2 separate regions of the Homo sapiens genome follow, and region 2 is linked to region 1. The links are chromatin contacts, found by Hi-C or POLR2A ChIA-PET in ENCODE. All regions are on one chromosome and are shown on one strand. The core of a region is the stretch at or near the end of the contact, and the rest is flanking DNA. Distances in the headings are between cores, read along the strand shown. Region 1 has its middle 220 kb from the start of MIR4422. Region 2 has its middle 230 kb from the start of LINC01753.

The links. A loop is a pair of places that touch in the nucleus more often than their neighbours do. ChIA-PET counts read pairs that join two places held with the same protein, here RNA polymerase II (POLR2A). Pooled maps may share reads with other maps.
Region 2: a loop to region 1 is called in a map of IMR-90, with 6 times the contacts of the local background. The contact joins two enhancer-like sites. A Hi-C loop is called at or near these places in 2 of 168 maps with a recorded cell type or tissue (IMR-90 and chondrocyte) and 3 of 50 pooled maps. POLR2A ChIA-PET finds 5 or more read pairs at or near these places in 1 of 52 experiments (PC-9).

The regions. Positions count from the first base shown.
Region 1 is chr1:55,442,307-55,446,882 of GRCh38, forward strand. No RefSeq gene overlaps it. Among named protein-coding and RNA genes, the nearest start is that of MIR4422, 220 kb to the left of the region's middle. Within about 2 kb of position 1,350, at least 11 of the 41 ENCODE cell types and tissues checked have a DNase peak (open chromatin) inside an H3K27ac peak, as active enhancers do; they include IMR-90, where a contact is called at or near this core.
Region 2 is chr1:55,716,870-55,721,453 of GRCh38, forward strand. No RefSeq gene overlaps it. Among named protein-coding and RNA genes, the nearest start is that of LINC01753, 230 kb to the right of the region's middle. RefSeq lists enhancers at 3,090-3,590, 3,591-4,091. Within about 2 kb of position 2,067, at least 17 of the 41 ENCODE cell types and tissues checked have a DNase peak (open chromatin) inside an H3K27ac peak, as active enhancers do; they include IMR-90, where a contact is called at or near this core.

The DNA.
Region 1 (4,576 bases), core at 100-2,599:
AGCCCTTCAAAGTGAGTCTACCTCATAAGACAACATGGGTCACAGCCTGGGGCCTGCTAGAAGCTCAGCCCAACATTATTTGATAGAATCAGTTAGTTGTCAAAGCATCAACTTGAAAAGAGAATTCAATTTTCCCTAAAGTTGAGGAAAACAGGCTTTCTTCCCTATTTCCTTCAGTGAAAACAGGGAAAACACACACAAGAGAGTTCGAGTGCTAGATGCTGACCTTTTTCTAAACAAAGCTTCTGTTATCCATTTTCTCTGTCTTCCTACCTGACCCAAACCTCTTCAGATGGATGCAGTTTTCTTCTTTAAAAATATTAGTATCTTCAAGCAGGTTACAATCAAGGCCTCCGAGTCTAGGTGCCTTCCTACCTCCTTCCAGTGGCTGTGATGCTCCATGAAGTGTTTATATTTAACTCATGGAGAGCAACCTTATTTTTCTAGTTTTTTTTTTTTTTTTTTCCTGAGACAGAGTCTCGCTCTGTTGCCCAGGCTGGATTGTGGTGGTGTGATCTCGGCTCACTGCAACCTCCACCTCCTGGGTTCAAGCAGTTCTCTGCCTCAGCCTCCCAAGTAGCTGGGATTATAGGCACCTGCCACCATGCCCGGCTAATTTTTGTGTTTTTAGTAGAGATGGGGTTTTACCATCTTGGCCATTCTGGTCTTGAATTCCTGACCTTGTGTTCCACCTGCCTCAGCCTCCCAAAGTGCAGGGATTACAGGCGTGAGCCACTGCACCTGGCCTTTTTCTAGTTCTTAAGAAAGAGTGGTGTGTGGCCTGAGTCACTTCGGTCTCTAAGACCTGTGGTCTCCTACCACACCTTGCAGAGTTGTGGTAAGGATTAGTGATAGCATGCCGAAAGCATATTATTCTGTAGACTCCATGAAGGCAGGATAAAGCCAGCCTTGTCCCCAGATGTATCTCCATTTCTTAGCACAGTGCCCTGCATGCAGCAGGTACTCAGCACATCTGTGATAAGTAGGAATGTGAATGAATAAACATAGCACATTACCAGGGAGACAGTAGGTACTCAACAAACCCTAGCCATGATACACTATTACCCTGCTGCTCTCTGGCCCTTAGTCTATGCATCTGTATTAACAAGGGCTTGGACTAGTTGGTCTCTAGGGTACTCTCCAGCTCTGACATTCTATGCCTGAATCCAAATACTCCAGAAGCAACCTGGGGCTCAGGGAGGAAAGATGATCTTCTCAGCATGTGCACAGAATTATTTGGCGTGTTCTCCATGTGAGACGAAGAGCCTGTGTACCGTCCTGAGGCTCATTCTGCCCTCTTCAACACACCATCTGGACCTCTCCACTTGGCAGTTTGCAACATCTGTCAGAAGTGCTTGGTGCCAGGATGACTCTTGCTGCAAGCATGTCCTTGGAAAGCTCTGGAAATAGGGAGCCTGCCGGGAGTTTATGTAACATGCTGAGTGGCCAGAGGACTGTGCGCAAAGGGCTCTGATCCCATAGCGGGTCAGCCTGCTATGACCACTCAGGGTGACTCAACTGATTGTCACATGCAACTTACAAACTGCTGACGACAGAGAGCACTGTGGTGAAAGGGACAGGAAATTCTGCCTCTGCTTTATATACTTTTTGGTGGTTATTCCCCTTTTTATTCTAAAAAGGAAGGATTTGAGATTGCTGACTCAAATACAAAGAATATAAAAAATAAATTAGAAAATCAGAATGAAAGGTGTAGGGGAGAAAATATTTCTTTCCCAACCTATTGCAAGGTTTATGACTGATATCCCAATGACAAAGACAGATTAACAAGAGAAAAGCGTAACTTATTTGTTTAATATAGTTTTACATGACTGAGGAGTCTTTGGAAATGAAGGCCCAAAGATCCAGGGAAAGCTGCATATTTTTATGGACAGACATAATAGAAGCTTGATTGAAGGACAGAAGGGTATCATCCAATGGTGCAAAATTAGGGGGAACTTAGCAAGGTTTATTTGTTCAGATTCTTCTTGGCCTCTGGATATAGGGCAGGACACTTCTGGAATGAGGGTCTTGTGACCTACGTTTAGGGGAGGTAGGTCAGAGAATTCTTTTGTGGCCTGCTTCAGGATAGAAAGGCCAGAGAAAGTCAGAGAGACCGTCCCACTTTTATAGTTTTCTTAATTTCCTCCAGCTTAAAGTCCTCCGTGTGTCAAGATGCCATATTTTGGGGTATTATATTGTGAGCCCTGACAAGGGAAAAGACTTGCTGGGGGTCTCTTCTACTTGCCTCTTCAGACCTACTCCACCTGCCGTCCTGCTGTCTGCCCTGGGGCACTGACCATGTGGCTTATATCTGGATTTTTACTGGCTTTGGCCATGGGGCGCACCAGCAGGAGATCAGAGGGAGGAGGGGAGTGAGGTCCTGAAGTCACTTTGGGCAGGCTGTGTCCTTCCCTAGAGGACACAAATCCTCTCAAATTGACCTTCTCAGTAAGACTCTTTCTTTCTAGACAGGTAATTGCTCTGTCTCCTGGGACTAGTGGTGAAGCTCCACTGTTATTGGCCCCTGGATAGTGCACTGTCTGTTGTACTTCCCCTATCTCCTGCCCACAGCTCTGTAAATAGCCCCGTTTTAAATAAACCTTTCTTGAATTATCTTAAATTGAGTGTTCCCTCTGTTTCCTGTTAGGACTTGACTGATACATAAGGATAGAAAATACAAGAGGGAACCAGAAATAATGCTCATGGATGAGATACAAATTGTAGTGCCCTGTACATGTGCCAAAAAAAAGATGTGAGTGTGTGCTATCCGTTTGACTTGAGCTTCCTAGTGACCAAAGCAACAGAACCATAGGAGGAGGTCTCCAGTCATCATTTCTTACCACCAGAGTCTAAGGGACCTTACTACATAAAACTCTGTCACTCCCATTATCTTGTGGGTTAAACTGTGTCCCCCAAAATGATAAGCTCAAGTCTTAGCCACTAGTACCTATGAATATGATCTTATTTGGAAACAGGGTCTTTGCAGATGAGACCACCTTAAGATGAACTGATAGCAAAGTGGTGTGGGCCCCTAATCCAATGACTGGTGCCCTTAATGAAGAGAGAAATGTAGACACACAGAAACATACTAGGAGGATGCCATGTGAAGATGGAGGCAGAGGCTGGAGTAATGCCCAACTAGAGGTTAGGAGAGACACATGGAACAGTTTCTCTCTGAGTCTCTAGAAGGAACCAAACTGGCCGACACCTTGATTTTGAACTTCTGGTCTCTGTAACTATGACAGAATAAGTTTCTGTTGTTTTGAGCCACCCAGTTTGTGGTACTGGGTTATGACAGCCCTAGAAAGCAAGTACACTTTGAAGTGGCATCAAGACTCTTGATATGACTATGCCTACTTTCTAGCTTCATCTCCCACCACTCACCGGCTTGCCCTGTTTGTCTGGTTCTTACATCACTGTGCTATCCCAGAGTCCTCAGCCTTTTGGCTGTATTCTTATCACAGCCTGGATTGCCTCTTCTACTTTTCACCCTGATAGATTCAGCTCAGGCGTGGCTTTCCCCAGGAACCCTTCCCTGGCTCTCCCAGCTGTCTTGGGTCCATCTCCTTTGAACTCCCATATCATTGATAATAGGCACCTGATGCATTTGTTTCCCTCCCTCAACAGTAACCTCCTCAAGAGTGATATCATGTTCCTCTTTGCATCCCCAGGGTCTAGAACAGTGCCTGGCACACAGTAGATTCCCAATAATATAGATATAAATATCCTCAGCAGGATATTTGTTTGGGGTACCTGCTACCAGCCAGGTACTTTTCTAGCCACTTCATATGCACTTCATTTGTGGTGAGGAAATTGAAGCTTGCATAGGATACTGTCTAAGTTATGTGTCCATAAGTGATGGAACTGGAATTGAAATTAGATCTGACTGACTATAGTCTAGTCTCTCCCATTCCAATCTGCTGCCTCTTTACATTGGACAGAAAGAGAAGGGCCAGGTTAGGGAGGATCTAAATGCTAGATTTTTGTCCACAATAAACTCATCTTGAGCAATCAGCTTTGAGCCCTGCATGAATGTTGATCAAATGATTGTGTATTTACTAAATCTCTTTTTGCTTTTGCTCAGGAAGCAGAAATGTTTATTTCTTTAAAAAACACAGTTGATAAGTGGGGCAATATGGATGGGATACTCAGTCCTTTGAAGAGGCTGAGATTTCTATTGGCAGAACATTAAAAATGAGAGATGCTGGTTTTAAGTCTGAATAGCAATGCCATTTTTCATTGCTGTGTCATACTGTGTCTGTGCAGCTCAGAAATGATCGCACCACCCAGACAGCCATTCCTGTCTGTGTTCCAGCCTGCCTTCTAGAGAACACACATTTGAGGAGTGGACCTGTGAGATGATAAAACAATGAGAAAGGCGGACAGGGAAACTACCTTTCATTGAGAAGTTAGAATTTCCTTTTTAATTTAAACCTTACTATCCTTCAACCTAGTTATTATTATGCCCATTTTGCAAATGGCAAAGCTGAGGCTCAGAGGGGAGAAGAGGCTTACTTCGATGGGAATATATATTCAACGGATATTTGCAAAAGCCTGCTATGCACCAGGCACTAGG
Region 2 (4,584 bases), core at 817-3,316, 280 kb after region 1:
GACCTCTGCCTGAACTTCTGTGGGTAGAAAAGGAAGATAGAGCTCAGAGAGCAGTTGTTTATGAAGGTCTTATGGCAAACAAATCTGTACTATCAGGATTTCAAGAAGATTTTATATGATTTATTTAAATTCTAAGGGGTGTGCTTGTGTGTGGGCAGTTACTGTGATTGTAGCTGCTACTGCAGCTACTACTATTACTGCTATTACTGTTATTACTCTTATTGATAATGTTAATATTAATGACAATTGAGAAGTATTAATGTAGTGGTTAAGGTGATGGTCTTTGGAGCTGGAATGCCTATTTCAAAGCCAAGCTCAGTTTTCTTATCATGTATTTGGAATGAGGATATTAGCAGTATTTATTTCATGGTATGGTTCTCAGAACTCAGTGTGTTTATATACATGAAGAGCTTAGGAAAGTATTTGGTTAGTCAGCACTATATAAGTTGTCATTCCTGGCATGATGTTTAGTAGTATTATCACTGTGTATAGTCATGACTTATCTTCAATTTTAAGCAATCTTTAATTGATACGGAGAATCTATGAACACTCCAAATGCCTAGGACTGTCCTGTGCATATTGCCGTAGCATAGTGTGAAATTTCCTGAACTTTTCAGGCAAAGAACCATGCCCGAGAGAAATAGAAGAATAAAAAAGTACTCAAGGGCTCATGTTTCTCAAACTTGGAAAGACTTATGTGGGGGAGGAATGGTGGCTTGTCAGTGCTATATACAGAGTTAGAGAATAAAGACAGCATGTTTTTACAGAATATCACATTTACTAGGAAAATGTAAGTAACATAACATTAGGTAATATTGAATCATCCAGAAATATCATAGAATAAAGGTAAAGTTGACATAATTCTTAGATAATCCATTGGTCTTGGAAGGACTCTTATAGAGATCTGTTTCAGGCTTTACCTTTAGGACCTTCAGGAACACTTGATCACTTTTCTGTGCCCTTAAGGGTCCTTTGGGAATAATGTTTGAGAAGCACCAACCAGCTGTACCCTCTGGGGAGTGATAACAGAAGGCAGAGTATGAGCATGGCCTTGAATAGTAAGCAGGAATTCTGCAAGCAACAGGGGTGGGAATGGGCCATAGCTTTCTGAGAACAATGTGCTCAGGGCAGCATTTTTTGAAGATCATGTTGGCAAGTTATAGTGGAGAAAAGGAAATAAAAGGGATTAGAGTCAAGGGGACCAGTTCAGAGGCTTCTGTAGTCATTCAGGAAGTAGGTAAAGGTGTCAACTCATCACAGAAAACTTTTCATGAGGATATAGGGTGCAGGCTGGGAGATATAAGGTAACATAGGAGTGAGGACCATGGGCATTTGGGTCACTTCTTCACATAACTTACTCATGCTTCCAGGGCTTGTTTGAACCCCATCTCCTATACGTCACTTCCATTTGATGGTAGAGTGCTGATGAACACACCCAACTTTATGGCTTGATGGGCCAGACAACAGTCAGTTCATCCTGGGAAGCTCAGGTCACATGGTAACTTGTAGCCCATGGTTAAATGTTCAATATCTACTAAGGCCCAGTAGGGAAAGCCAGATGAGTGGATATGGAGGGGGAGAGAAGGAAAACAAAGTGAGAACAGTGTGTTGGGAGGTAGGAATGACATCAATCCAAAGGTAGAAGTAAGCCAATGTGCCACTGGCCTGAGACAGACAGTGCCATATGGCTGGGGAAGCCTTCAGAGTGTATAATGTTGGGGAAGTAACAAGACATAAATTTGTATTTTCCTTTTTCACATTTTAATTAAAATATGCTGGGTGTGGAATAGATATTAGAGACAGTATTTTAGAAGTTCAGAGAAGAGAGTGATAGCTTTGGACTAGATGTTGTGGAGAGGTGGAATGGGAGAAGGCTTCCAGAGGAGATGGCACTTGGCCTGAGCCTCAAAGACTCAGTAGGACTTGGAGGGAATGAGAGAGCAGTGCAAACAGGGGAAAGGCATTGAGCCTGGAGTCCTTAAAATAATGCAACTTGGCTCCTGACTTTGATTCATGGGGGAGGAATTCACCCAAGGCCATCAGCCAACTGGAAGAGCTCAAAGGTCAAGGACTGTACATTTTTTCATAGCATTTCTCATTTGTTTGAGCTTAAACGAAGCTGAACCCTGCAGGGAAATGAGCACATGTTACGCATCTCTAAAGCCAGGAGGCTTCATGGCCAGGAAACTATGCTGGTCGGATAGTAATGCAAATGACTAATGCACCCTTCTGAGGTCTCATGTGGTTTGAGACCCCAGGAATCTGGGCCAGGCAGGAGACACATAGGCGGTGGCTCCAAACGAGAATGAGGGTGATTACACAAGAGGCAGCTCAGTTTGGTGAAGTGTTGTTCTGGGAATCAGGAGTGAGGTTTGCTCTCCAGTGTCCCTGAACAGGCCAGGTTCCTTCTCTGGTTTCAGTTACCTTGTGAATGTCTGGCTCTGACATACTAGGGGGCTATGGAAGACCTGGCAAATGTTTAGCCGTGTCTGCATCCTAATGGCAGATGTTAAAATCCAACCACATAGCCTTACTTGTTGCTCCCTAAACACCCGCTTTATACATCACTATGCCTTTAAACATTAAGTTCCCTTTACCAGGACCAGGCTCAGGGACAAGTCACTGTGCACATCTTCCTGCTCCCCCTTTAAGATTCAGTTCATTTCTCTTTGACTGGGAAGTTCTGACTCTCACAGACAGAGCTGGTCATTGCTGCCTTGTGCCTCCACAGCACTTGGGAACACAAAATTTGCCACAATTGGGATCTTGCAAAGAAATGTCAAAGGATTATCTCTTGTTTTTCTCCTGTGGGCTTTTCAAATTCAGGGAGGTCTTTGACTTGGGCTTTTCAGATCAGAATTCTCAGCCTCTAACACTGTGCCTGCCTGGAAAAAGGGCAAATCAATGAGACACAATATTCAGAGAAATAAAATTGTTTCTAATGAAGTTGGAGAGACTAATCTGTTACTTGGGTCTGTGTGAGTGGGCAATCTTTTCACCTGCTTGAGAGTTAAAAAAAAAATCATGAAATAGCCTCCCGATTTACTTTTCTTTCCCAGATTTGTACGTTACAGGTGCAATATTAGAAAGATCACAGGGCACAGAGTTAGACAGATGTGGGTTCAAATGCAAGGTTCACCACTCGGCTTGTTATGTTTTGTTAGAAAATCCACTTAACCCTCTGAACCTTTTCTTCATCTATAAAATTCAATAATATTGACTCCAAAAGATTAGTGTGAGGATTAAGTGAAGCAGGATACATAAAACTAGCATCATCAAAGGTTTTAGAAAGTATGTTAAACACCTACTGTGTGCCAGTCTGACACCAATAACCTTTGGGGAATCCTAATTGTGTATCTTGAAAGTCAGGCAAAGTAGAGCTTTGTTCCCACGCAGAGGACTCAGAGGTGAATTTACTTTCTTCCTAATCAGGAAAGAATTGCAGATGGGTGGGCAAGGTTGGGCCAGCTTCAAGCCTGGCAGATAACCAGTTAGGCTTAGCTGTGTCTATCCTGGTGCCAAAAAATGCTCATCCACAGAGCAGGGCTTTATCCTCAGGGAACGAGGGAACAGCTGCCCCCAGCTGTGCTTGCCACATGTTACTTTGCTTTGTTGAGACAAGCACTGCATGTGACCTGCTGCCCAGCAATGTCCCTTCCTCTGAGGCTGGCAGGGGCTCTTTCCAGAGCACCCCTCCTCAAAGGGACAAAACAGTATGATTCAGGTAACAGCCACTGATCTACTCTTCAGCACCAGGCTGTTTGATCTGCGCTTGCTCACTGAATCTTCAACTAGCTTAAGAAATAGCCACATTGTGCCTATTTAATACACGGGGGAACTAGTACCAGCAAATCTGTGATGCTAGAATTATTTGATTTATCTCAGCTTTAAAAACTGAATTCTTTCTTCTCTATAGTAGCATAGAATGGGGAGATTTGTACTTCATCTTCAGAAGACATTAATAATCACAACACAATAATACAAATTACAGTAATAGTTAACATTCACTGAGCTATTATTAGGCTTTTTTTTCATGAGGCAGAGTCTCACTATATTGCCCAGACTGGAGCACAGTGGTGTGATTTCGGCTCACTGCAACCTCCACTTCCCAGGCTCAAGCATTCTCGTACCTCAGCCTCCCGAGTACCTAGGATTACAGGAGGATTACAGGTGCCCACTACCAAGCCTGGTTTTCTTTTATTGTATTTTTAGTAGAGATAGGCTTTCACCATGTTGGCCAGGCTGGTCTTGAACTCCTGACCTCAAGTGATCTGCCTGCCTCACCCTCCCAAAGTGCTGGGATTACAGGTGTGAGACACTGTGCCAGCCTAAGCAGTGGTTTTCAATGGAAATTAATTTTGCCCCCCAACCCCTGAAACATTTGAAAATGTCTGAGACATTTTTGGAGTGCTATGGCATCTGGTGGGTAGAGGCCAGTGATGCTGCTAAACATCCTGCAGTACATAGGACAGTTCCCAGCAACAAAGAATTGTCTAGTCCAAAATGCCAGTTGTGTGGATGTTGAGAAACCCTAATGTAAATAATTTCAATGGATTATGTCTTTTCATTTTTATTAAGGCCAGG